2 separate regions of the Homo sapiens genome follow, and region 1 is linked to region 2. The links are chromatin contacts, found by Hi-C in ENCODE. All regions are on one chromosome and are shown on one strand. The core of a region is the stretch at or near the end of the contact, and the rest is flanking DNA. Distances in the headings are between cores, read along the strand shown. Region 1 holds the start of CYB5A (cytochrome b5 type A). Region 2 holds the start of DSEL-AS1 (DSEL antisense RNA 1).

What was found. A loop is a pair of places that touch in the nucleus more often than their neighbours do. Pooled maps may share reads with other maps.
Region 1: a map of CD4-positive, alpha-beta T cell shows a loop between it and region 2 (10-fold over the local background). The contact joins the promoter of CYB5A here to the promoter of DSEL-AS1 in region 2. A Hi-C loop is called at or near these places in 3 of 168 maps with a recorded cell type or tissue (CD4-positive, alpha-beta T cell, CD4-positive, alpha-beta memory T cell and naive thymus-derived CD4-positive, alpha-beta T cell) and 7 of 50 pooled maps.

The regions. Positions count from the first base shown.
Region 1 is chr18:74,287,457-74,293,595 of GRCh38, forward strand. CYB5A (cytochrome b5 type A) reads right to left here and starts at 4,507. Exons shown (of 5, transcript NM_148923.4): 1 at 4,291-4,507. The coding sequence starts at 4,419. RefSeq lists enhancers at 3,086-3,693, 4,299-4,468, 4,548-4,717, 5,007-5,066, 5,426-5,595.
Region 2 is chr18:67,512,683-67,518,804 of GRCh38, forward strand. DSEL-AS1 (DSEL antisense RNA 1) reads left to right here and starts at 3,864. Exons shown (of 5, transcript NR_033921.1): 1 at 3,864-4,067. It overlaps DSEL (dermatan sulfate epimerase like), which reads right to left and starts at 4,038. Exons shown (of 2, transcript NM_032160.3): 1 at 3,679-4,038; 2 at 1-2,810. The coding sequence starts at 1,926.

The DNA.
Region 1 (6,139 bases), core at 3,257-5,756, 6.8 Mb after region 2:
CAATGGAAAATAACAAAGAGCAAGTCCCTACAATAAAACCTGCTAGAAAGGACACTTTTAAGACTCCAAAAATCAAAGTGAGTCAGGAGCCAATAGCTTCTATGAGGCAGAATGCTGTAAAGAACATTTAAGGCTCAGGTCCAAGACTATCAGAATCCCAGGAACACTAGAAAATGTTCTACAGAAGCAAGTTTCCATTTTTATGATGTAAAGGGAGAGGAGACAACTTCACAAAAAGACATTCTGCTTTATAAAATTTTCCAGGACAGTATCTATTTCACGAATCAAACACCCACTGACTTGAACCAAAAGCAACAGCTAATGGAAGTGTTGTTAATTACAGGATACCTTTCTCTCTCCCCTCCACAGCTCTTTTAAAAACTGAATAGATGCTGCTGCCCAAATCACAGAAAGGGAAATGCAAACATTTCTCCCCCTGGTCCTAAATGCCTAAGTTTTCATTTCAAATAACTGTCCCTTAAAGTTCTATGATCAAGCAAAGACTCAATTTCACAAATATAAACTCAAAAACTAGAACTCAGGATTGAAAAAAAAATCTAGTTCAAAATATGTAGGCAATAAAGCTCAAAATCTTTTAAGTATCAGACAGTAACTAAGCACCTGCTGCTATGTCGACTGCCATTAATAATAAGCCAGTCTTCCCTCTTAGGTTTCTACCCCTCCGCCTAAACAACAAAAACAGCTTTAGTGGCCATTATTTCAGGAGGTCGGAGCACATGCTGCACCTGTGAGCTTCAACCTGTGTTCTTGGCTTGTACCTGCCAGCAGAGCAGGATCCCTCCACCATCTCACCACACACCTTCTCAACATGAACACGGACATGCACATAAATCTAGGACATTCTGAAAGAAGGGGAAATACTCAGCCATGAGAAATCCTGTCCATACGGATGGGGGATCTCACAGTAAACAAAGGTCTAGCCCATAATGACTGAAAGTTCATTTGAGAGTTAGAAGGAGAAGATAAATCTTTCCTATTTAGGTAAATTAGGTGAGATAAAATATTTGTTAGTTAACACACAAAGGCTTCATGAAATTCTGGAGCCTTTCAACAATAGAAGACAGGAAAGAGGATCGGGCAAGCGGGGAAGAGAGACAGAGACATTCTGCACTCATTTCTGTTTTAAAAGTACGTTTCAGACAAACAGACTAGCCTCATAACAAACTACCTGGCAGGGCAGTGTGCTGAAGAGCTCTGAGCGAGTGAGCTTATTGGAGATATAACCCCAGGAGCACAGGAAGTCACCTGCAAGGAATCCTGGCTAGAGTCTCAGATAGAACCCAGAGAGAGGCTCCCAGAGGCTTTGCCGGGGGCTGGGAAGCCAATGACCAGGACATGCAATAAGCAAGAGATGGTCACAGAAAGTCAAAGCAAATAATAAAGACGGCAAATGGAAAAACACGTCCATAAGAGGTCGAATCGGGAGGTGCCCAGAGGTCAGACACAATCCAGTGAAAGGCTAAGTGGCCTTGCTTGTTCCCAGAACCACATGTTGGCAGACAGTGGAGGCAGAAACGCATGCAGTTCTCGCAATGCCTGAAGATCCCTCCAACCTCTTAAAGTCAACAGGACCAAAACCAAACTAACTCCTTGTGTTTCTCCCAGACCCCAGCCTCCTCACTCACGCCATCCTCCTAGCCGTTCCAGGGGTCAGCCACCCTCTTGTTCATTTTATTTGAGATGCATTCTCCACAAAAACTTTGAGTAAGAAAAAATAAAGAAATTTGTTTTCAGCTAATTTACCCACTCAAGAGCTTGCTCTCATCTCTCAGTTTTTCTCGGAAAATTTTTTGCACAATCCCTCCTTTCCTGACTCACAGGAATGAAATGTGAAAGTAAATAGTTTTGAGTACATTTTAACAATAATCTTCACTTCCCTATTATCGTCTCTGAAAATCTACCCCTAAAGTCATGCACAGTAACCTTAGTAATTCTCAAGTTGGAGAGATTATGTGCCCTAGGGGACCTCTGGCAATATCTGGAGACATTTTGGGTTGCTATAAATAGGGGAGGTAGGGCTGGGAGCAGTGGCTCACGCCTGTAATCCCAGCACTTTGGGAGGCTAAGGTGGGTGGATCACCTGAGATCAGCAGTTCGAGACCAACTTGGCCAACATGTTGAAACCCTGTCTCTATTAAAAATACAAAAATTAGCTGGGCGTGATGGTGTGCGCCTGTAATCCCAGCTACTTGGGAGGCTGAGGCAGGAGAATTGGTTGAACCCAGGAGGCAGAGGTTGCAGTGAGTCGAGATCACACCATTGCACTCCAGCCTGGGCCACAAGAGCAAAACTCTGTCTCAAAAAAAAAAAAAAAAAAAAATAGGGGAGGTGGTGGTACCGGTCATCTAGTGGGTAGAACTCAGGGAGGTGGCTCAATATCCTACAATGCCCAGGACAGACGCCACAACAAAGATCGGCTGGCCCAAAATGTCAACAGTGCCAGGGTTGAAAAAACTCGCTTTAGGAGAAGACAAGAAAAGAAGAAAATGCTTCATAATATAAAATATCCTAATATTCTCTTATGCTACTTCTTCTATAAGCACAAATAGACAAAGCACACACTGTATCTTAAAATTCCACATTTAGAGTTAATGAGAATTGATGTTATATGACAAGATCTGCAGCCGGGCAGGAGGGAGAGGACAGGTCAGCTCTGATTTCCCAACATAAACCCCTCCTTACTAAATGGTAACATGACTTTATCTTCGGGCACTGCTCCAGAGTGAAATACCTTACCAATAAACATCAACTCCAGCCTTATTATTTAATTTTATTTATTTATTTAGAGACAGAGTCTCACTCTGTCCCCCAGGCTGGAGCAAAGTGGTGCGATTTCGGCTCACTGCAACCTCTGCCTCCCAGGTTTAAGGGATTCTCCTGTCTCAGCCTCCCGAGTAGCTGGGACTACAGGCGTGCCCCGCCAGGCCTGGCTAATTTTGGTATTTTGGTTAGAGATGGGGTTTCGCCATGTTGGTCAAGCTGGTCTCGAACTCCTAGACTCAAGTGATCCACCCGCCTCAGCCTCCCAAAGTGCTGGGATTACATGTGTGAGCCACCGTGCTTGGCCCAGCCTCATTTTTTAAAACAGGCCTTTTGATTTTAACATTTTCTGCAAAAACAAAGTCCTCTGATATAAACTGTGATCCAGCTCAGACCAGGCATCTATTTTTGTCCCCTGCTCCCCGACTATGTAAAAAATTCCCATCACTAAACCTTCTCATTATTGGGAGGGGGCGTGAGCATGCGTTAAGATTTATGATTGAGACTCCCCCAAAAGTAGTAAAACACTTCCAGAGGATCTAAGACAATCACCAAAAGCGCCCCTTAGCGTGTGCGGCAAAAATTATAACCGAATGCAAAGAATCTTATCAAAGGAATGTCTTCAAGTTAACCAACGTTTCCTATTACACCTTCCAAAGCTGTTAGGGGCGAGTCCCACGCAGAACGTCCGCTGCTCTGCCTGGCCTCTGTGTTCTTGCTCCAGCCACACACCGCGGTCTCAGGAGTCAAGCACGGCACCTGGCTGCCAAGGCGTGACTGGAAAAGGTTAATTAACACCGAGCCTCTTCCAGGTGAACGCGAACGCGAGTGGGTGTGGACCGCAAGGTCGGCCAGTGGCTGCCGCGGGAAGCGCAGGCCCGGACCACACCCGACCTCCGCACTTGGGGTCCCCTCCGGCGGGATCCGCAGCTCTCGGGGTGGGTGGTCTCCAGCCGGCCACTGCGGGAATGCCGCCGGTCCTGGAAGGACACCCTTCTATTCAAACTCAAGGGAGAAAGGGATCATTTAAATCCCCCGCATGGCTGCGCGCTATCCCCGGAAGGCTGCTCCAGCACCACCTAGCGAGGATGCCGCCGCGCAGGGCGCTCCCAGGTGTGCACGCGCAGGTGTACGGATTCGGGGAGCGCTCCCAGGTGTACACGCGCAGGTGTGCGGACTCAGGGAGCGCTCCCCAGGTGTGCACGCGCAGGTGTGCGGACTCGAGGAGAGCGCCCAGGTGTACACTAGCAGGTGTGCGGACTCGGGGAGCGCTCCCAGGTGTGAGCGCGCAGGTGTGCGGACTTGGGGCGGTGGGGGGCGCCCAGGCTTGCACGCGCAGGTGTGCGGACTCGGAAGCGCGCCCAGGCGTACACGCGCAGGTGAGCGAACTCGGGGGGCGCGCCTAGGCGTAGGTATGCGGACTCCGGGCCGCGAAAGACAGGTCATGCCAGTGAACCCCCAAACCCGGCCCACGCTCCCTGCGCCCCAAGCCGCTCATCCCCAACTCACCTCTTCCAGAAATTTGGTCAAATCGTACACCTTGTGGTGCAGGATCAGCCAGGTGCTCTTGCTGTGGTTGTGCTTCTGAATCTCCTCTAGGGTGTAGTACTTCACGGCCTCGTCCGACTGCTCTGCCATCTCGGTTCGCCGCGAGCCAGGCCCAGCACACACAGCCCCGTCGGGTGGAGCAGAGCGCGCGACTCAGCCAGCTCCACCCGGGACATTCCCCGCGCCGGGAACCCCACTGGGGGCTGGGCGGCCGGCTCAGGGGCGGGGCGCAGTAGAAGGGCCTCCGACGGTTGGCCATCATCCTTGTCACTCAAAAGTCCCCGCCTTCGGTCGACCCCCTCCGCCTGCCCAAGCGTGGTCCCGCCCAGTATGCGGGTGTTAATTGGCTGCCGGAGGTGCCCTTCACAATCTCCCGGCTGCCGCAGCGCGCGGAGAGCGTGACAGGACTCCACGGAGTCTGCGCGGAAGGGCGGGACTAACTGTGGCGAGGGCTGAGGTGGGAGGTCGGGGGCGTCCCCGCGGGTTAAGCGTGCGAGAGAGCGAGGTGCACCAGCGGGCATGGATGGCCTGTGCAGAGTCCAGTCTTGTGAGGGCGGCGAACTAGGCAGCGAATCGCGGGAGTTTCCTATTGGCAGCAGTCCGAGTCCCAGACGTTAATTTGTAACAAAAGTAGCGATGGCCAAGCCCATAAAGGGGGCATCTCGGAAAGCCGTTCGCATGCACGGAAGAGATGAAAGCCCCGTGCGCGCTAGAAAACGGTTTCGCAACTCACTTCGGGAAGCAAATGCGCTGCCCCCCAAAACATAAAGTTGGCGAACTGTGCCTGACCCCGCTGGGGTTTTGGAATGCCTCGTCCTCACAGGAAAAAAATCCAGGGAAATCATCTTTTCCTTAAAAAGCAAAAGTGTCCAAATTATTTCTGTGACTGAAGTAGTTTGTCTGCGGTTGGCCAGTGACATGGCAAGGCCTTGTTTGTGCATTTAAGGTAAATCAGATTCTCTTCTAGGAGTCTGGAAGAGAACTTCCCCAAAGGGCACCCTCTTTCCCTTCTGACACAGAGGAAATACCACATATAAAGAGCTACAAATGTTTGAAGGAGAAAAAAAATAAAGAAAAATTCCAGCATGTTAAAATTTGATATTTTATGTAGGCCCTTTTCAGCAATGGTAGTTAATTCCAAAAAGAACCACACGAGAGGTTTCACATGTGGGGTCATCCATCCTTCCAGGGATGCAGAAGGTTCCTACACATACTAGGTGTCTGATGAATGTGAGCTCCCTTCCCCCTGCTTACCTCCTCCATAGGAATGCATGCCTATCCAGAAAAACACAAAACACACGCATGTCAGGCCTCTGAGCCCAAGCCTGCACATATACATCCAGATGGCCTGAAGCAACTGAAGAATCACAAAAGAAGTGAAAATGCTGAAGCAACTGAAGAATCACAAAAGAAGTGAAAATGGCCGGTTCCTGCCTTAACTGATAAGACAGTCACCTGTCCTCCTGCTCTTTGCTCTGTGAGAAAGATCCACCTACAACCTCGGGTCCTCAGACCAACCAGCTCCAGGAACATCTCACCAATTTTAAATTGGGTAAGCAGCTTCTTTTTACTCTCTTCTCCAACCTCTCTCACTATCTCTCAACCTCTTTCTCCTTTCAATTTTGGCACCACCCTTCAATCTATCCCTTCCCTTAATTTCAGTTCCTTTCCTTTTCTGATAGAGACAGAGGAGATGTGTTTTATCCGTGAACCCAAAACTCCGGCACTGGTCACGGACTCGAGAAGACAGTCTTCCCTTGGTGTTTAATCACTGCAGGGATGCCTGCCTGATTATTCACCCACATTTCAG
Region 2 (6,122 bases), core at 2,614-5,113:
ATTGCCATGATGATCAAACCAAAACATTTTGTAATGTGCATCCCACACATCCATCATGGCACCATTATACCTATTCATAAACTTATATGGGATATATTTAAAATCAATATCCAAATTATGAAAGAAGGCACTGACAGAATTTATTGGGGAATCTTCTTGCCTCTCAATATGATCAACAACTAGCAGAGTTTGGGAATTTAAGAGAAGCAAAGCACGATATACACTTTTCAGTCTCATTGCTGAAGAATAAGCAGACACGGCTTCCCCACTCACAAATACCATTTCCCCATGTTGAGAGGCAGTGATTATTTCCCCAGCTGCATCACCAACCTCCTCGCCAGTCCACTTAAGCCACTGCGCACATTCTCCCAGTTGACCTTCCCAGGGCTTATTACACTGGCTTGAGGGTGATGGAGCAAACACCAATACATTGTTAAGGTGGCTCAACTTGGGTCCATAGAGAGCTTCAGAAACAAATACTTGTCCATTGGGGGCAAAAGTAAATGAGTTCTGATCTGGATGCTCATGTCCTGGGTTAAAACTTCTCCACCCATCAATCCAGGAATATGGCTGAAAATGAACTATGTCATACACAGCTCGTCCCCCCAGCTTCCCAGATTTAAAAGACACAAAGGTGTTGGTCTGTGTGTTTGGCAACCCAGCCCCATAAGTAACCACACCCCAGTTAGGGAATGTGTGTATTTTTGCAGTACCATAATCAGCAGGTGGCTGTGGTGTGAGCTGGGGATCATACCAGATGTATTCAGTGTGAAGAGTACTCCACCTTTGGGCAGTTGAAGGAACCATCGGTCCATCTTTAGGTCGGTGCTTTCTAATTTGCTGAGCTAACCAATTTCCAGCTCCATTCTTTAAGATGAACTTATCCAAGAAAACTAGCTGGCTTTCTGGACCATAAAACCAATTATAATTGGAATCTGCTATACCCACAGTTCTTTGGAAGCCAGGTAAAAGGGTGGCATAATAGAACCAAAAGTGCATCTTTAACCAGTTATTATCCAAGTTGTTGATATTAAAATGGCGCTGGGCCAGAAAAACATACTGTGTGACGGATTTAGCTGTGTAGCTTCCATAGGCCACACCTTCATCCAAAGAACCATCAACAATATGATTCAATAGAAACATTGTCTTTTCCATGACATCCACTACAGCCTGTTTCCATATATTTGCTTTAGATCCTTTATCTACTCCAGTCACCAAGGCCCCTGTGAGTAATGCTATCATATTAGTGGCTTGGTGGTTATGGAGAAGCTGTTTGCCCCATGAGCGGACCTTGGAATACTCGTACATTTCCTCAGTAATAACCCATATTTTTTCCAGGTATTTTTGTCTTCGATGATTATCTAATAAGTTATATAAAAAGTCAAAGGCAGTGGCAAAACCTGTTAAGGAATGGCCAATTGGAACCTCATCTCCTGGTGCATTCTCTACTAGCCAGTCTTTGTAGCCAACCATCCTGTCCATATATTCCAAGACAAATTCAAAGGCAACTTTGTCTTCTGGGCATAACAAACAGTACAATGCTAAAGGAGGCAGATTGTTACCATAAATTTCATTCCACTTGGCAGCAAAATCAGCATGCTTTGGTGGAGGTAGGTAGTATGTTGGGTTGGACAGCATAACTGTCACTGCACTTCTGATAGCTCTAAAAAGATGCAAATGGCTTGCACGAGACTTTTGTCTCATTGCTTGGATTTCTCCAGCATCAAAATATAAACTTGGATGAAGCATACTTTTCTTCAGCTTTTGGTTGGGTCTGAAATCTTGCACTTTCTGTGTTTTAAACTGATCTATATCATCTGTGAAAACTGCCCATTCGGAATAATTGCTCACAGATTCCTCAAAAGTAGAGAAAGCAAACATCAATAATGCTAAGAATAGTAAATGTCCTGTAAACATTAACGCCATGATCCATGGGGGAGCTCCTCCCTTAGGCATACATGTCAGATATGATGCTCAATGTGTTTCCCATCTGGTTAGTATAAAACATACAGTAAAGGCCTTGATAAGACAAAGACTGTAAATCTGATATGCTGTGAAATCCAGCTGACATTCAGTACATTTTAAGCAAGTGCAGTTGCCAAAAAGAGAAAACTTAAATTGTATATCTCTGTCCCTGGCACAGTTTTGCTTCCAGTAAAACTTTGAATAACGTTAAAATCTCTAATTTTTCCATAATACACAGGGAAGTGATACAGGTAAAAAACACTATGAATTTAGCATTTACCTCCTTTACTTAAATCTATTTAACACAAAGAGTTGGAACACACATTGTAAAAAAAGAGAAAAAGCACTCCAAAATTCAAATTAAGAGTCATTTCTAGCACAGAAAACCATCACTGGTGATAAGCTCACCACACATGTATGATGCATTTGTGTATGTTTGCCCAAAGAAGATGATGAAGTACTGACATTCTTCGAGTGAGTGGACTCAGTTGTCATTCCTCTCAACTTTTTATACTTCTTGTCTTGTGAATACGTTTTTCTTTCATTTATGAGAGAGAAACATCCTCAACAAGTGATCAAAGTCTTAGTTGGTTTTTAAAAATTCAAAATTCTTGCCTTCATTTCAAATATTTTTCAGGCTTACTTACTCATCAGCCTATTATGACAAAGAGAAATCATGTTCACATCTTCTTTTATCAGCTTCATGTGTACAAACATAAAAATGGAATATCTTCAGTCACCTAGATACTTCTCGTCCGATCATGAAGTAACCGCCAACGGGGAAAGAAAATTCCCCTTTCAGCAACAGTGAGGTCTCTCTTCTGCTCTTTTTTCATGACACTTTTCTGGGGATGGGGGACAAAATAAAAATTCTCTGAGGCTTCAGGTATGCTGAGAATGAATATAAACTGATGACTTAAACATTCTGCAATCACTTAATAGAAATTTTAGAATCACAGTAAAATCTCATATTATCTGCAACCTAAGCTAGGGCAAGTGATTTTTTTCTTATCCATTTACACGCACTTATTTGGAAACCAGTGACCGTCAGCAGAAGACAAGCAACTAACAATACAAAATATACAAGATAGAACTCTCCCGACAATATCTATAGTTTAACGCCACTAACGTGGCTTCAGTCACTTAAAAAATGTTTGTATTCAAATGCAGTTTACACAAAGATGAGTCCTGCTATCCTTGTTATTTCTTGTTCCCAAGGACCGAGGGACAAAAAACTGAAAGTTGAAAAGATCTTTTTTTTTTTTTTTTTTTTTAATTCCGGGGGAAGGTTTAGAGTTCATGGGATCAGAAGGTATCTTCCTAATGAGAACTACTCGGACCAGTCACTTTTCTCGGCGGGGTAACCGCGAATCGTGACCAGGCGCCAAGCCGAGGGGCGGGAGCTCCGCGCTCGGCGCTCACCTGTGGCCGAGTCCCTGTCCTCAGGTGGAGCCGCCAGAGGGAGCTCGGACCCCGGTGTCGAAAGACGCCTCTCCGTGCCCGTCCGCGGCTGGAAGAACCTAAGCAAGTTTCAGTCTTGGACAAGTCTCCCCTCTGTAGGAAACATTCAGGCTAGGAGTTTCCTGATCCGCCCCGCCTGTTGCATTTTTTCACTGGCGTCCTCCGACCCTGCCGCCCCCATTCTCCGCTCCCCGCTCTGGGGCTGAGTGAGGCAGGATGGCGAGAGACCCCTGAGCCACCAAGTCCGCTTACCTCAGGCAGATCCCGACGGGGGCTCGGCGCCGCACTGGGCCCCAAGGGAGACGGAGGTGGAGAGTTCCAGAAAACTGCTCTGCACGGCGGGCCAGGCTCCCGCGGGGCTCCGCAAGACCCCCGCGTCGTCTCCCGCGCTACGGCAGGCGCTGCCCCAGCTCGGTCTCCTCAGCCGCGCTCGGTCCCCGCGACCCGCACGGCCCGGACACGCCCGCCCTCAGGAAACGCCGGACGCTTGTGGGGGCAACCACGGACCGCAGGACAGAGACCCGCGGGCGGCGGGTTCTCTCGGTGGCGCCGTATCCAGAGCAGCGCCCGCGTGCCCAGGCGGTGATGTCGCCGCGGCCGAGGATCCTCTGTGCCAGCTCCGGCCGCGCAGCCCGGGGAGGGTGAGACGGCGACGCGGGCCGGCAAGCGGGGGCGGGGCGGAGGCAGGACGGGGCGGGGTTGAAGGCGGGGCTGAAGGCGGGGCCTCAGGGAAGGCGAGAGACAGCGACGCTGGCTGGCGGGCGTGGGGCGGGACGGAGACAGGACAGGGCGGGGTCAGAGGCGGGGCTTCGGGGAGGACGGGAGGAGCCGTGAGCAGGCCGGCGGCGGGCGGGGCGGGGCCGAAAGCAGGTGAGGCGGGGCCAAGCGCCCCGGGTTTCTAAGCGGAGGAAGCTCTAGGCGTTTGTGTTCTGGGCTTGCAGCGGTGGCCGCGCGCTCCCGGAGGAGTCGAGCTGGAGGAGGGGACAGTTTGGGAGTGCGAGAGTCTAAAGACGCTGCCAGGCTGGCGTTAAAACCTTTTGGTTATGGGAAGACGACAACTATATAATAGAGCCATAGTGGGGGCTGTGGGATTGACTCAAATGATGGGAGGAGCTGGAGTGGGAGGGGATAAGCCCTGGGACGACAGAAATCATCCTTTTGGAAAGAGCAAGGGCTGGGGAAGGAGGGAATGAGCACTCCCTTGGAACTGAGAGGCAGCCTGGCTGAGCTTGCTGTCCTTTGGAAAAGCAAAACCGAAATACCCAGATTAATATAGGAGGACAACTTCTGTAGCCCAGATGCTAACAAAGATCAAGGGAAAACAGAAAAGACTAATCAGCTTTACTGATGGAAAACAATTTCTCAGGCAGTATAAATAGGGGAAGCATGGGACAAACAAGTAGAAGGAGCCTCTTATTTAAAAATGGGACCTGGTATTCGGTAAAGACCTACATGCAGACAGGAGAAGGCAGTGTGCCCCGGCTACTACGACATGTGAGTGCAGTGCCAGGTCGTGGAAATCCTAGAGCAGGCTGGGACTCCTGTTGCACTCCACACATGGAGCTTCTCACAGATAGCTGAGATGACACTTTGGCATAAACCAACCCAAGCTCTGACCTCAAATGTAAAAAATAATAGCTTAGTAGTAATAAAAATACAGGGAAATATCAAGCTTCACAAATGAACAATTCCATTCTCAGTTGGGGATTAGTAACACATTCAGTCTCTTCATTTCCCATACTATTTTGGTAATATTTAATAAGATATATTTTAACATTTTAAAAATAAATGTCTTGCTTAGATCATTTGCTGCTGAAAATCAAACAGTAGACGACTGCTAGCAGAATAAATTTCAAATCATTTAACTTTGAGGTGAAATGTGGCCTCTAACTCCTCATCACTCTTCTGTTTTGGCCCCGTAGTAACCCCTAGCCCAGTCCAAATAGCCACACTTGCTTTTGCTTGGGTGCTTCAGTAACTATGCTTATTCCATTCTTTCCCTCACAGTGTCCTTTACCCAACCACCCCACTTACTAGTTAAAATTCTTCTGACTGTTGAAATTATCTGATCATCCAGGTCTCAACTCAGATGCTTACATTCTTCTGTAAATAACTCCTAAGTTTCCCTAGCCAGAATGTATTACTCCAGAACTATATCATTTGTACCTATATTCGGCCGTTTAGGTTGTTTATTTTCTGCTTTCTATTTCAACTGGTTGACTCCTGTACCCTATTCAAAACTCCTTCAAGTCATGAGTAGCACTCAAGTCCCCTTTGTAAGTACTATATCTGCTTTTGAAATGAGTTGAACCTCGAACAATTGGGCTGATACAGAGCCTCGTCTCCTCCACTGAGGTTTATTCCCAAACAAGGATCCTCTTCTGACACAACTTCCTGTAAAATCTGGATTGTGCCTCTACATGGCCCCTGATAGAGGAAGAGGACCCATGGCCTCCAACCACATTTATGAGAGAGTAGAGTTGGGGGAAACGGGGAGCTGACTCCAGAGATTCCTATCTGTTTGCAGAGGGGAGCCTAGAATTTAGGGTTAGTAAACACAGCTACTAGATGTACAGAACATTTCTCAGAACAAAGTGTGGGGCAGGGTTATTTCTATGGATTCAAAGTGTCTCATGATGCGAGGGCAAGGTGAGTCAGAGAGAATTAATGCGCGAACATCTGCCAGGCAAATATTC